Linked DNA regions of Homo sapiens: regions 1 and 3 are each linked to region 2. A link is a loop called in an ENCODE intact Hi-C map of the cell type or tissue named here. Cell type or tissue: endothelial cell of umbilical vein. All regions are shown on one strand.

The links. Hi-C counts contacts between places; a loop is a spot of excess contacts. Peaks named below come from ENCODE experiments on the same cell type or tissue, not always from the same donor. Only the 100,000 strongest peaks of a DNase experiment are listed, where the experiment ranks them.
Region 1: it touches region 2 in a loop (11-fold over the local background); 60 of 110 quality-filtered maps call a loop at or near these places.
Region 3: it touches region 2 in a loop (9-fold over the local background); 8 of 110 quality-filtered maps call a loop at or near these places.

The regions. Positions count from the first base shown.
Region 1 is chr4:54,996,309-55,001,308 of GRCh38, forward strand. No RefSeq gene overlaps it. Among named protein-coding and RNA genes, the nearest start is that of KDR, 130 kb to the right of the region's middle. In endothelial cell of umbilical vein, a CTCF peak has its summit at 2,881; a DNase peak (open chromatin) is centred at 2,913; H3K27me3 peaks cover 151 bases.
Region 2 is chr4:55,318,967-55,323,966 of GRCh38, forward strand. No RefSeq gene overlaps it. Among named protein-coding and RNA genes, the nearest start is that of SRD5A3, 25 kb to the right of the region's middle. In endothelial cell of umbilical vein, a CTCF peak has its summit at 2,910 (motif pointing left); DNase peaks (open chromatin) are centred at 2,895 and 4,595; H3K27ac peaks cover 1,260 bases.
Region 3 is chr4:55,865,167-55,870,166 of GRCh38, forward strand. It overlaps EXOC1 (exocyst complex component 1), which reads left to right. Exons shown (of 19, transcript NM_001024924.2): 5 at 3,170-3,357. Among named protein-coding and RNA genes, the nearest start is that of EXOC1, 14 kb to the left of the region's middle. In endothelial cell of umbilical vein, a CTCF peak has its summit at 2,003 (motif pointing left); DNase peaks (open chromatin) are centred at 1,365 and 2,015; H3K27ac peaks cover 1,746 bases.

The DNA of each region.
Region 1 (5,000 bases), 320 kb before region 2:
TCTAAAAGCTTCTTCCATTTGGAAGACATCCTCCAGATTCTCACACAGCTTAAGCATTCATATTATCCAAATATCTGGTCAAATGTCCCTTTTTAGAAAGATATTCCCAGGATATCCTGCTGCAATAGCCTGACTAACCATCCCATCAATCTCTATCACTAACCCTGATTTATGCTTTTCATGTTTCACCTGAAATTATATTATTCCATTAATTGTTTTCTTATAGCCCGTGTACTATTAATAGTTTGTTCTTGTACTACTATAAAGAAATATGCGAGACTGGGTAATTTACAAAGAAAAGAGGTTTAATTGACTCACAGTTCTGCAGGCTGTACAGGTTGGGGAGGCCTTAGGAAACTTTCAATCATGGCGGAAGGTGAAGGAGAACCAGGCACATCTTACATGGCTGGAGTAGGAGGGAAGAGAGATAGGGGGAGATGCCACACACTTTTAAACAACCAGATCTCCTGAGAACTCACTCACTATCATGAGAACAGCAAGGGGGAAATCCACCTCCATGATCAAATCCTCTCCCACCAGGCCCTACCTCCAATATAGGGGGTTATAATTCAAATGAGATTTGGGTGGGGACACAAATCCAAACCATACCAGCCTGTCTGTCCCTTAGAATGTAAGCTTCAAGAGGACAAGGATGTGGCCTGCCTTAGTCACTGCTGTATCCCCAGCTCCTAGAACATTCCTAAACCATCAATATGTATTGAATAAATAAATAATGAATAGTTCATTGGGGACATTAAATTTATATGAAACTTTCCCTTTGGGAACATTTAACTATGTTATTCAATAATATTTAATAACAGCCAATTCCCCAGAGGTATCTACAGAGAATATCTCTATCACAATCATTTTTCTTGAAACAACTTTTTCCATGCATTCATTTCATATAAATGGCTGTTCTCTCTGCACTGAAAGTTGAACAAGACAAATAGAATTCACGTATAAATCTGAATTCTCTTAGCATCGCTGAAACCCAGACGAAAAGCACATGTGTGAAGAAGCTGGTGAGGCTTTCCCTTTCATGGGTCTTCTATGGCATATATTTATCCACCAGTCTCCTGAATGAAAGGCTGCACTTTTTAAATTCCAAACTAAGCACTTCAAAGGAAGAGCCTCCTGCTTTCCTAAATATGCTTAGTGCAAAAGATTGCATTGCAAGGGCTATCTGGGGGCATTTCTACCTGTGGCCAAAATCCAAATGTCTTGAGGTTTTTTTTTTTTTTTTCAGATTATTGTTTATATGCTTCAGATTGTTTATATGCTGCATATATGTTTATATGCAGATAAGCATATGAGAGAGAATGGGCTATAATTATTAAATAATGAAAACAATTTTTCCACACAACTTATGAATATCATCCTCATGAAGATTGGCTAATCAAATGTTTCTCCCTGCATTCTGCCAAGAATTTAATTAAAAATGGCTTTGATGGTGTGTATCCAAGGAAAACTAATTCCTGGTTTTAACTAAGGAATAAATGAATACTTAAAGCAGGTTGCTATGATGGACCAGGAGTGCACAAGTAGAGTTTTGTTTTGTTTTGTTTTGTTTTTTGTTTTTGTTTTTGTTTTTTTGAGATGGAGTTTTGCTTTTGTTGCCCAGGCTGGAGTGCAATGGCACAGTCTCGACTCACTGCAACCTCCACCTCCTGGGTTCAAGCGATTCTCTTGCCTCAGCCTTCCAAGTAGCTGAGATTACAGGCGCCCACCACCATGCCCAGCTAATGTTTTTTGTATTTTTAGTAGAGACAGGGTTTCACTATGTTGGCCAGGCTGGTCTCGAACCCCTGGCCTTAGGTAATCCACCTGCCTCGGCCTCCCAAAGTGCTGGGATTACAGGCATGAGCCACTGCACCCAGCCACAAGTAGGATTTTGACACATTGAACTGGTTTGCATGCCAAATCTAGTCAATGGCTTAAATAAGTTGTTGAGAAAGATGTTTCTTTGGTGCAAAGAATACAGAATAAGAAAAGTGAAAATATTTGATTCAACAAACTTTTTGAGAGTTACCTATCAAATACTCCATGGAAAGCAATACTGCTCAGACCACTACAGTCGCCTTGCATTAAGCATCTCATGATCTCCATTTCAATCATAATACTTCTTCAGATGAATTTTATTCATGTATTTCATTCCACTCTTACCTGATTCCCTATAGTGTCTTTGTATTATTGCCTTGGACTGCAGCTATGCTTTGGTGGCAAGAATGTAGCCTGTGTTCAAGATCAACTTGAACAGGTTAAACTTTTCAATTGGCTGCATAAAGTTTGGCAGGCACTTAATCTGTCTCAGTTTGCTCAGTTTGTTACACCACAAAATGCAGCTAGTGATACCTACCTATTGGGTTGCTATGAGGGGTGAGTGTGACCATATATGGGAGTATTTCTCAATGATCAATGGCATAGGCAAGACCAGAATCAGGGTGAGATGAATGAGAAGCAACATTTAAGAGGACACCAAAAAACTACCATCAGGATAAATATTTTAATAAAATATGTTGCAGAAATCTAAATCAATGGAAAAAATCCATGATGAACAAAATACCAAAAATTCAGGCTCTGGATATGAGAATATGAGAGATATAACAGTATGTTTGATAGAGGTATAACAGACAAACATTTGACCAGTGGTCTTTCTTGCCACGTCATACGGTTTTAATCCTGTCCTTTACTTCTCAGCAGCTGGCTTCAGAGCATCCATCAGTGTCTGCCTCCTCACTATCCAGCCAGCTGGGAGCTTTTTTCTCCTTGCTATTTGCTTAAATTCTTGCTTTCTCTTCCTTGGAGTACATAGTTGCCTTTCTGACAATTTTCAACTCTTACTCTTCAAGTTCCTTTATTGTCCTGCTAGGGGTGCTCCAGTTCTTTGGAAAAACTCTCTTTTTAGCTCAGGATTTGGTGCCAAGAGTATTTTAGCCTTGTTTTTTCTGATGTTGGACTCCTGCATCAAATGCTGGCTCTTCCTCAAGATCTCAAGTTCAAGTAATGTTGCAAAAAGTGTGCACTCTCAAGTGAGCTGTTCACACAGAGTTCCATTTACTGGTCCATCTAGGTGACAAGCCAATACATACAACCTACAGATTTCATGGAAACACAAAGGCAACCAATGTCTGATTATCAGTTACATGAAGCAAGTTTAGAAGACTAGGTGATATGTCCCTGAGAGAGAGACTCTTCTCTCTGTCACTCAGGGAAGGACTCTCTTCTTCTGTTGCAAGCATGGGGCATTGATTGATTTATTAATTCATTGATTTTTCTTATCACCATCATCAGATCCCTATTTCTACCAATAATTACTACCCTTTACTGGTTATTTACTATGTGCTAGTTGCTGTGCATACATTGTTTCATTCAATCCTTGTAGCATGCTTTTGGAGTAGGAATTATTAACTTATTTAAGGATGAGGAAACCCAATCTTAGAGATGCTCTTATAGCTATCAATAATAAATTCTCTTATGTATTCACTCTACAAATATTTATAAAGTTCCTTAAATAATTGAGCTTCTGTGCTAGTATCTTTGGAAACTAAAATAGACTGGCTGAGTGCTATGGTTTGAATGCTTGAGTCGTTCCAAAATTCATGTTGAAACATAATCCCTAATGCAACAGTATTAAGAAATAGGGCATTTAGAAGGTTATTCGGCCATGAGAAATTCACCCCCTTGAATGAATTGGTGCCTTATAAAAGGGCTTGAGTGGGCACAGGCACAGCATTCCTCCCCTGTGGAGGAAGAAGTGTCCAAGGTGCCATCTTGGAAGAAGAGACGGGGACCTCACCAGACACTGAACCTGCTGGTGCCTTGATCTTGGACTTGCCAGCCTCCAGAACTGTGAGAAATACATTTCTATTATCTATAAATTACCCAGTCTAAAATAACGTATTTTGTTAACAGCAATATATATAGACTAAGAAACTGAGGTAAGCAGAAAAGGGATTTATAAAAGGATATTGAGTAGCTCGCAGAATCCCAGAGAGAAGAGATGCCCACAGAAAAAAGCCTAGAGTCACATCAGAGACCCAATCTGGTGAGGAACTTGTCACCACTGACTCCACTGTCAGGGGTGCTGGAATATGCTATCAGCACTGTCACCACTAGTCCCCCTGGGACTTGTTCCTGCTACACTGCCACCGCCAATAGAGAGCCTCTTGGATGTCCTTGCTGCTTTGCAACATTAGTTCTCCATTCAAAACCTAACCTGGGGCACCTTTTGGAAAACTATAAGTCACACATCCACACCCTAACTACAAGGAAGACTGGGAATATGAGGATCTAGAAGCTTCTACAGAAAGAGGTGATTTGGATCTCCAACAGAGACTCAATTTTTTAAATGTAGGAAGGAACTTCAGGTGCTGGCACATCCAAAAGAATCACAGGTAACTGCTACATTGAGTCCTTGCCCTTCAGGCACTTATAAATGAACAGGGCAGAAGACGCACACCAATGACCACAGTATGTAAGAAATGCCACCAAAGATGAGGACAAAAAAAAATCCTTCTTGGCAGGAGGTAGAGGATGCATTCTCACTGGAGATAACAGGACAAATTCAAAGAAGGGATCACACTTCTACTGAGTCTTACAAAGTGGTAGAATTTGATAGATTATGATGCTGAGTGGGTCAAATAGGAAAAACAATTCAAAGAACAAGATACCCAAGCAAAAATGTACAAGGTTTATTGGCAAGGATGAGTACTCACATTGTGCTGAGTAGAGCAGAGGGTCTTCGGTGTGATTTAGGTGTGAAATGACCAAGGCTTTTGGCCATGGTGAAGGGGAAGAAGGAATAGACTCAGCAGTAATTATGAGGGAAAGATCAACTGGGCTTACTCCTCCTTCTAGATCTTGTTATGTTTATACTTCCTCATTTGTGTCTATGATTGTCTGAGTAACAACTGTCTCCTCTATCAGATAGGAACCTTCATAAGCAGGGACAGTGCCTGCTATTTCTCCCCATCATATACCTGGTGGCTTGCCTAGTAATG
Region 2 (5,000 bases):
CAACTTCCTTTATGGGAAAATTCTCTCAACTCAACCTTTTATATAATCCAAAACCATTAGGCTTGAATCATCCTTCTCTGCTGCATTAAGATATCATTCATGTCAGGTCCTTGTCTGCCTTTTTCCCTGATAAAGTTGCCCCTCCATCTCCAGCTCTCTGCTCCTTTTACGAACATGAGAAACAGGGGCATTTTTATACTCTATATTGGTTTGGGGTCCTTCTGAGCCCTGAGGGAATATTCTGAGATCATGCTTTCCCTGTGAATCTATTGAAATCGATTTTCCTTCTTCCTACATGTGAGGTGAACTGTGATTTCTTGGCCTAGGTGGCTTTGTTCCTGGCCAAAAATAAAAGAGGAAATTTGATCAGGAAAAATCATTTGGGCTGGTTTTCAAGAACCTGGTGAAAAGTTTCAGAATTTGCATGTTCTCAGATGGAGTCACACACAGACTAAGAAGAAAAAGGAGGAGGGAGAGAATGAAGAGGAGGAGGAGAGATAAAAAGAAGAAAAGAAACCAAAAAAAAGAAACACTTTTATATCAGGAAATGTTGACATTTTTAAAACAACATATTTTTTCCTGCCTGTGAACCTTAAGCTATGCTTCCAAATCAAGACCTAGAAAAGTCAGCCCAGAATCATGTTTTCGTAGTATCTCCTGCATCAATAATATATTAAAGTAATGTAAATCCTCTGTCTGAAATATGGGAAGGAAAGACAAAAAATTTTCATCCAGGTGACTTGGATAAGATCGGGAACCAAATACCACAATGTCTTTACAAGCCCCTTTCCACGATATTACTAAGAAAAGTGGCTTTCACTGCCAAAGCAAAGAACTGAAGTAGTTTGCTGCATAATTTAGATTCACTTGGCCTAAATTCATCAAGGAATTGAGAATTTGGGGGCGTTGGAGGCAGTAGACTTTCTTTGCCTGGGGAATAGTCTCACTTTTCACCTTCATTTGTCACTAGATATAAAATTCCTCTAAAAGCTCAAGTAAGCAGGCATACAAGTAGCTTACTGATATTTCTGTATTATTATTGCTCTGTAAAATTAACATTTATTGAAGATTAACTATGTGCTACAGACTTCACATATATCATCTCATTTCATTCTCATGAAACATCCTCAGGAAAAAAAATATATCTCAACCATGATTTTCAGTTAAGGAAACTGGTATTCCAAGAGAGAATCAGTAAGCTGCCCAAGATGACAGAGCCAGTAGGTGGAAAAGAAAGGATGTGAATTCACCTCTATCTCATACACACACACACATACACACACTTACACACACACCATTTTGTTTGGATTCATCAAAAAGGGAGCACATGAAAAAACTGCTGGGAAATCTATGTGTGATAAAATATAGTGAGTTTGCTTTTACAATGATTACTGGGAGGAATTTATATTTGTAAAGTGAGTTGTCATGAAATCAGGTGATGAATTCGATCTATACATTCATGAAAGAGATTTCTTATTCATTCTGTTTTATACACTTAGAAAATGAGTTTAGTCAGGAGATCAAGACCATCCTGGCTAACAGAGTGAAACCCCATCTCTACCAAAAATACAAAAAATTAGCTGGGTGTGGTGGCATGCATCTGTAATCCTAGCTACTCAGGAGGTTGAGGCAGGAGAATCCCTTGAACCAGCGAGGCGGAGGTTGCAGTGTGACAAGATCGGGCCACTGCACTCCAGCCTGGGTAACAGAGCAAGACTCCGTCTCGAAACAAAATGAGTTTAGGTGACTTGGCTTAGGGAGTCATTAGTTAAATGAGAACTATGACAAAAGGTACCTGAGCTTTTGGCTCTCTGGCCTTGTTTAAAGCATGTTATGGGTTATCATTATAAAAGACAACCCTCGCCCCATCATGGATATGTAGACTTGGATATTGTAGATTGTGGTTTTGGTGACTGTTTTGTTGACTGATTGTTAAATTTAGCTTAAGATAGAGGAAGAGAGCTTCCTCAATGCAGTGTAGTAGTTAAGAGAACAAACCTTGGGATCAAACAGACTGAATATGAATTCACATTCTACCTCTTAATGGTTATGTGCCCAGGACAAGTTATTTAATACCTAGAGCACCCATTTTCTCATTCGAAATGTGGGAATGAGAAAAGTATCTACCTCACTGGTTTACTGTGGAGGTGAGTTAACTCATGTAACCCACTTGTTCACAAAACCTAACATATTTTAGTTATCATTAGAGGCACACTCAGGCAAAAGAAATATCAGGCTTTTGAAAAATGCACAGTGGGCATACCTTCTTAAAACTAAGTGTGAGTATTAAAATCATTTTTCCAGAAAAAAGTAATCTCTCAGGTATAGTATCCCTGGTGTATTGGCGAAATTACAGTTGATGTTGAGGTTACTTTTTATATTCATCATTTCCCTTTCAGAAAACTCAACGCACAAGCCACCAATACAAAGCACCAGTCATCCTGCGTTAGATAAAATTGAAGATGGAGAAATGTTTTCCTCCTTCTCATAAACAATCATGTCACAAATGTATTTAAATCTGACCTACACTAGTCAGCAATTTTACTGTTTCCACTGTGGCTCTATTAAATACCTGGTCACCATCCTATATCTAAAAATATTATATAATCAGAAATCAATCTCATACAGCTCCCTATCAAGAATGGATAACAATGACGTTAAGTATTCCTTCCATGATTTACTTTGGCATAATTAATAATAACTTTATTAGACATTAGTTATTAGACAAGCTTACAGAGAATATAATATACTTACCGTCAGTAGATTCTAGACTCAAAAATTATTAAATAAATGAAGGAAGAAAGGAATAAATGAGTAAATAAATAAATAATATAAGAATGGCAGAATTCTCCCCTATCCAAAAACATGTTTTCAGGGACAAAACAAAGAACATTAGCGCCACCTCGAGGCAGAAGTCTATTTGAAACGTAAGATAGACCTGAATCTTAGGAGAAGATTAGCACTAAAAGGAGTAGCAGAGATGGTCATTAGGGCCCTGTGTGGCTATAAATAGTAGCACATAGGTGGCGACTGAGCACTTGAAATTTGGATAGTCCAAATTGAGATGTACCGTGAGTGTAAAATACACACCAGATTTTGAAGATGGAAAAAAGAATGTAAAACATCTCATTCCTAATTTTTATCTTGATGACAGAAAAATTATTTTTGATTATATAATGTTAAGTACAATATTTATTATTATAATTATTATTAATTTTACCTAGTTATTTTTATCTTTTTAATGTGGCGGCTAGAAATTTAAAATTAAATCTGTAGCTCCGTTATCTTTCTATTGGACAATACTAATCTCACCCTTACTGCTCAGAATGTGGGCCAGGGACCAGCAGCATGGTTATTTATTACCTGGGAGCTTGTTAGAAATGCAGAATCCCTGGCCTTATCCCCAGCCTTCTGAATCAGTTTTGCATTTCAGCAAAATCCCCAGGTAACTAGTATGTATATTAAGTTTGAAACTTGCTGATGTAATCCAATCCCCTTGTTTTACAAATGCGCAAACTAAGACCCGTGTTGGCGGCATGGCTCATTCTTGGTTATCTACCTGGTGACCCTAAAACCCCGGTGATCTTGAAACTACTAAATATCCACTTTATAATACATCCTCCTAAGGACCCATCTATTGCTTAGAGTAAAAATAAAGTAAGACTACTGCTTCATTGGCAAACAAAACACATTATTGTAAATATACAAGAAAATGTGATGTACTTAGGGATCCTTGTAACAGAATTGTAGGGTATTCAGTGTTTGTGTAAGTCAGTGACTACACTTAGAAAACCTCTGCTGTCTAAGCTATTACTACAAATAACATACTTCGGCCATGAAAAAAGGCCAGAGTGCAGAATCAATAATGCACATTCCAATCACTGAGTCAGTAAAATCAATTTAAAGAAGACTGATTCCTTTATGCTAAGTAAGAAGGAATTATAGTTTTGTAACTGAGTTCCTTGTGGGAAAGTCTTATTCATTCTTCCAATGTCCAGCTCCCCACAATATATTTAGCACATACAAGATTTTGAATAACTATTTGTTGAATGAAAACATTCGTTTCTGTTTATTGGGTCTATACCTCAGGAAACATCCCCTTCTTTACATTGTCTAGTAACAATGTAAAGAAACTAAGGAAAACACTTAAGTAGGAACCACAGCTAAAATTAGTAGTGATTTTATGCCAAAATCTCTTTGTAACTAAGCACATTGTTAAGAGAAAATTCAAATAGATGTTAGCTTTGGTTGTGAAAATAAAATCCATTGCATAGAAAGGTGAGGTTCCAATTAAAATAATATTGGCAGGTAACTCCAAGGAGCAAAAGTGGTTAAAATATTTTCACTCATCTTTGTAAAGATTGTTATAAGACAGATTAATCAAGCCTAATCAATTCCCAGTGTGCTGTGCATATGAATCAAATGTTCCTCTCACAAGAGAGCATTTTTTTGAATACCAAATGGAAAATGTAGATTTAACTTAGGAAATGAAGTTTTGTGTTATAGAAATTGAATATACTAAGTAGAATAGGAAGAACCTTAATGAAATGATTTTTTTATGATGTAAGTCATATAGGAAGGAAAGTTTAACTCCCACTCTCTTCCTTTCAATTGTCCCATTTCCTCATGTTTTATCCATTACTCATGTCATGTTTTGTCATTAACCTAAATAAAATAATGGGACATCAATCCTACTTGTTATACATAATAATGAACAGATTACTGTCACATATAATTATTGAAATGGTAATAATGGTAATAATAATAATAAATAGCAAACCCAAATATTAATTTATATATCATTAATTTGGCAATACCTTACAGCATTTCCTCTATCACTGTCTTGAATGTATATTGAATAATTCATTCATTGAATAATATATATTGAGAACTTATATGCCAGGCACTGACACAGTCACTAGAAATACAGCAGGGAATAAAATAGTCTTTCCCTCCTGGAGTCTGTGCATAAATGATGAAATGCACAGCATATCAGTATG
Region 3 (5,000 bases), 550 kb after region 2:
CCTTAGACATGAAGATTATTAGAATATTTTTGATCAGTATATCTTCAGGAATGTTACTATGCATCATTTTGTGTTACAAGACAAAAACTCTACCATTAATTAGTGAAAATATGAGATTTTCTCTACTTTTAAAATTTCTTTCCTAAAGATACAAACATTGTAAGATAGCACTTAGTAATCAGTGAGCCTGCTGCTGATTTTAGGCTTGATGCTTGGCACTGGCAGAAACAAGTCACATATGTCAGCCACCAGTAGTGCTGGTCTTATGTAGGAATCCCCAGGGTTGCCATCTCACCAACACTAGTCCCCAACATCTTGGTAATTGAGTGTGTAGAGGGAATGACCTTCAAGAAATTTATGGTAACTTTTCATGCCTTGAATCGTGGTTTAATTTGCTTCGAATGGCTTTTATTTTTTTTAACATTTCAGGGTTGAACATTCTGATGAGTCAGTGATTCAGTGATTCACAAGCTTGCTGTTCTGTCTTCAAATATTATGCATTTCCAGATGTTATTTATTGTGTAAGGTGATTTTAAACCAGTATATTTCAGGACAGTCATATAGAAAAATACATACCCTACCTGGATCTGCCTCATTAAGAAATACTACCAAAATCAGTGAGAAGAGTATTACTGTTTTTGAAAATGAAGTGTCTAACTTAAAAAAAAAAAGGCATTCAATTTTTCAGGCCATAAAACAAGAGTATAGACACGTTCATGTGTATAAACATTAACCCTAACTGAGATCGATTTTAAGAATACTGAGAAGATCCTTAAGGATCTCATTTTGAAAATCACTTGCTATATACGTCAGTAACTCTTGCTTTGGTTTAGTGGAGTTCAGGGAATAGCTTCATTAATGTCTACAAACTTGTTTTATGGACCTTGAAATTACAGCCTTTAATTCCCATTAAAAAAAAATGTCTCTAAGTTTTGAGTGATGTTAGAAAACAAATAAAAAATTATTACCACCCCAGTTTAAGAGCTCAATAATTAAGTAAGACTATTTTGATTATAAATGGTAGCAGTGGCAACTTGGTAGTTTTTATTGTTGACAATTGAATACGTAAGTTAAATAATGGGGCTCCTCAGCAGAATAAGGTTTGTAAAAGAGGACTTTTCAGCAGTTGAAGTAGATTGAAGTTTTTATTTGGCCTTTTTTTTCATTCTTTTACTTGCAACCAGCTTTTTAAAAAAGAATCTTTGACTTGAATCCTTAAATGCTGGCTTGAACTGTTATTTTGTGTAATTTTTTACTTGCCTCAATCTTGTCCTTTCTAACCATGTTTTGTGACTAATCCTCTGTGAGGGAGTGTCTGGGTAAAGCTTTTGGGCCTTAAGTAACATAACTAGGCTACATGCATGAGTCACAACTGACCTAAATATAATCCCCAGGAAATGATTAGTTTGCCAGGTTTCTCCTCTAAGGGTTAGTTAGTGCTGTTTCTTAAAAGACTAAGAGAAATTAGAAAGATAAATATATTTGTAGTCACTATCAGAAAGTGAATAAGAAAAATGAACACGGCAAATTTAGCTTCTTATGGATCTTTCCACTTGGTAGTTGATTTGGCTGTCTTTTGAACTTTAACATGAAGTTCAAATGAGATATGGGTAGTATTTTAAAAATTTAAGCCTGTTTACTTTTCTACCCAGCTAATATTCTTTGCTTACTTTCCTCTGCTTTTTTCATACTTTTTACTCTCCAGAACTGCCTAAAGTTACAGAAGGTGCGTAACACCTTTTCTTCTTCTATTCCATATGTTTTTATTAGTTGCCTTTGTTATATACCGTTGGTTGTATGTTTTATGAAATGATGTACTGGGACAAATTTATTTTAAAAATCTACATAGTAATAAAATTAATGATAGTATTTATTATTGGCTTTCAAGGACATATCATTAGAAAATACTTCTGAAGCAGTTAATTATAATCATGTAAAATATTTGTTTAAGTCTACTTGTGTAAGGACCTGTACAGAATGATTTGGGCAGTCCCTGCCCCCTAGTGGCTAATAAGCTGTCACACATGACAGTTGAACTTTTTCGCAGTGAATTAAATGGACTCGTTGAAAGGACAAGGAGATCGGTAATATCTCTCTAAAGAACTTATATACTAAAATCTGTAATTGCCTGTACCAAAAGTTTTAGTCTTCTTTTTGTTCTGGGACAAATGAACGTATTTCAGGTCATGCTGAATGTAAATATTCATTTTCCTATAAAATAATGAATACTAAAAGCATCCAGAGTTTGTGGTTTAAATCATGCCCCATTAAGTCTGTGAAATTGCTAACTTTATTTAGAGTGATAAAACAACATCTTAGGAGTTAAAAATGATTTCTTTCATTTTACCTCCTAACCTCAAGCTTTATATACAGTGCTCACATGCTAGTGTATTTCCTCAAAAAAAAAAAAAAAATGAACTGAAACATCTAGAAAGCATTTCAGGTTTGACCTCTTGGTCTTTTGTTATAAAGCATGAAGCCTGTTTAACTTTTTATAATTTCAAACAGCCATGTTGTTGTTGCTCTTACTTAGAGTTATTGAGAAAGCTGTAACTTATCTTTAGAAATGTTATCAATGCATGTGAAATTTTTTTAAGCAAAGAAATGGATAATTCAGTTAATATTCTAGTGACCAAAATAAATTATGGATTATAGATGCATTTTTCATTTTAATTAAAAAGTATTTGGCAAAAATATACATACTGAAGATGAAAGTAACAAAAGTAACAAAAGAAAAATTTCACCTGGGAAAAAAAGGAAAGCAAATTGTTTTTGTGTGTACTGAATTCATAGTCATTGTTTTGTTAGAGCAACAGCCACATCAGGTACGAAAAAATGTTTAGGTTTGTTCCCACCTGTTTTTGTATTTTGTTTTTACATTTTAGCTTAATTGTATTTTGGGAAACTGTGGTGAAAGCCTGTTTTAACATTTGTAAGTTAGTGCATTAGACTGCATGCTTTTTATTTATTTTTTAGAACTTTATTTCATTAACATATTAAATTATTTATAAAAATAAAGTTTGATTTTTTCATATCATTTGAATCATTCTATCCTCTTTTTCAGCTGCTAAATGTGACCTGTGCTTATAACTATACCTACCTATATGTATTATGTTATAGTCTTTTCTACTTTTTTGACTATTTTACTTTGAATTTTTACCTCTTTAAGAATCTGTTCCAAGTGGAGAAAATCAGAGTGTGACAGGAGGTGATGAAGAAGTAGTAGATGAATACCAAGAGTTAAATGCAAGAGAAGAACAGGATATCGAAATAATGATGGAAGGCTGTGAATATGCAATCTCGAATGCGGAAGCCTTTGCAGAAAAATTGTCCAGAGAGCTGCAGGTGCTAGATGGGGTAAGACTTTCCTGAATTCTATGAATAAGTGATGTATAGTGGATTGAGAAGGCTAATGATGTTCATATTATACTACCTCAGCACTTAAGCCTTTATAGTGTGTTATTGCCATCTTTATCTATAAGCACATTACCAGCTGCCATCAGTCTTTTACTGTTCTTGTTCAAAAGATGAACTATTCCTGTTAAGCCAATGAAGACAGTTGGCTGAGATTCTGGATTTGGGGAGGTTCTTGATATGAAGTGACTGGAGTAAAAACTAGGCCAGAGAACATCTTGGGAGTTGATTCGCTCAGCCTCTGAAACATGTCTGAATAGTTCAGTGCCAAAGAATAGCATTTGTGTGTATGTGTGTGGTTTGAAAAAAATAAAAATAGGGATGAAGTATAAAGAGAGAAATGTGGCTGAAATATGTGAATCATTTACCAAAGAAGAGTGGAGTGAGTGTGGTGAAAACAGGAGAGCCAGAGAAAAAGATCTGTGACTTCTTTGCTAAAATGTTTTAGAATAGACCTTTTTGTTTTGTGTGCAGTTTTTGAGTGTAATTCAAATGCACAGCACCTGCTGGGGCAGTGGCTTACACCTGTAATCTCAACACTTTCGGAGACTGAGGCGAGCAGATCACCTGAGGTCAGGAATTCGAGACGAGCCTGGCCAACATGGCAAAACCACATCTCTACTAAAAAAAAAAAAATTAGCCAGACATGGTGGCATGCTCCTGTGGTCCCAGCTACTTGGGAGGCTGAGGCACAAGAATCGCTTGAACCTGGAAGACAGAGGTTGCCGTGAACTGAGATCGTGCCACTGCACTCCAGCTTGGGTGACAGAGTGACACTCTGTCTCAAAACAAAACAGAACAAAACAAAAAAATCAAACACACCGCATCTCTTATGCTAGAGTAATCTAAAATCATTTGGGTTTGTTCTGGTTTTAAGAAAAGGTAAGCATTTAAGAAATCCCTCAGAGGATAAGGAACATTTTAAAGACTTAAATTTTAGTGTTGTATACATGAAAGGTACAGAAGTTATGGGGTCTGACTCAGGCCCAGAGAGATTATATGAATAGTCCAGGCTTACAAGTTTACAGAGTTCACTGAAAGCAAAGCCTAGAAATGATTTTAAGATGTTAAGGAAGAAATCCTGGGCAGATTCAAACCCCAGCTCTGTTACTTAAGAGATGTCAGTGGCTTCTGAACCCTTCTGACTCTTAAAGTCGTATTGCACTTACATTTTATTTACTGTGGATAGTATGTAAATAACGTGTGAAACCACAGCGTCAGCTGTACAATGATATCCTTTAAATTTCTGGTCCAGGTTTTTCATCGTACCATGTTACTTGCCTTCTTAATATGGCTTAGTGATTTATATTTTTTGTTCTAATTAATATGGTATATATGTTCCAAGTCAGCATATTGCTTTGCAGTTTAATTTTGGATTTGGCAGTTTCCTTATTTCAGGGAATTCAGAATCAATAGTCAGAATCATTTAGAAAATAGTGATAAGGGGATGGTGGTTTGTTACTGCTTTGCCTGGGGAAGAAAAAAAAAACAGTTGAAAGAGAAAAGAAAAAAGATGATAGAAGGAGCTATCGGCCGTATGCTCTTCTACATCCTGTTACTAGTTCCCATCATACTACAGTTATAAA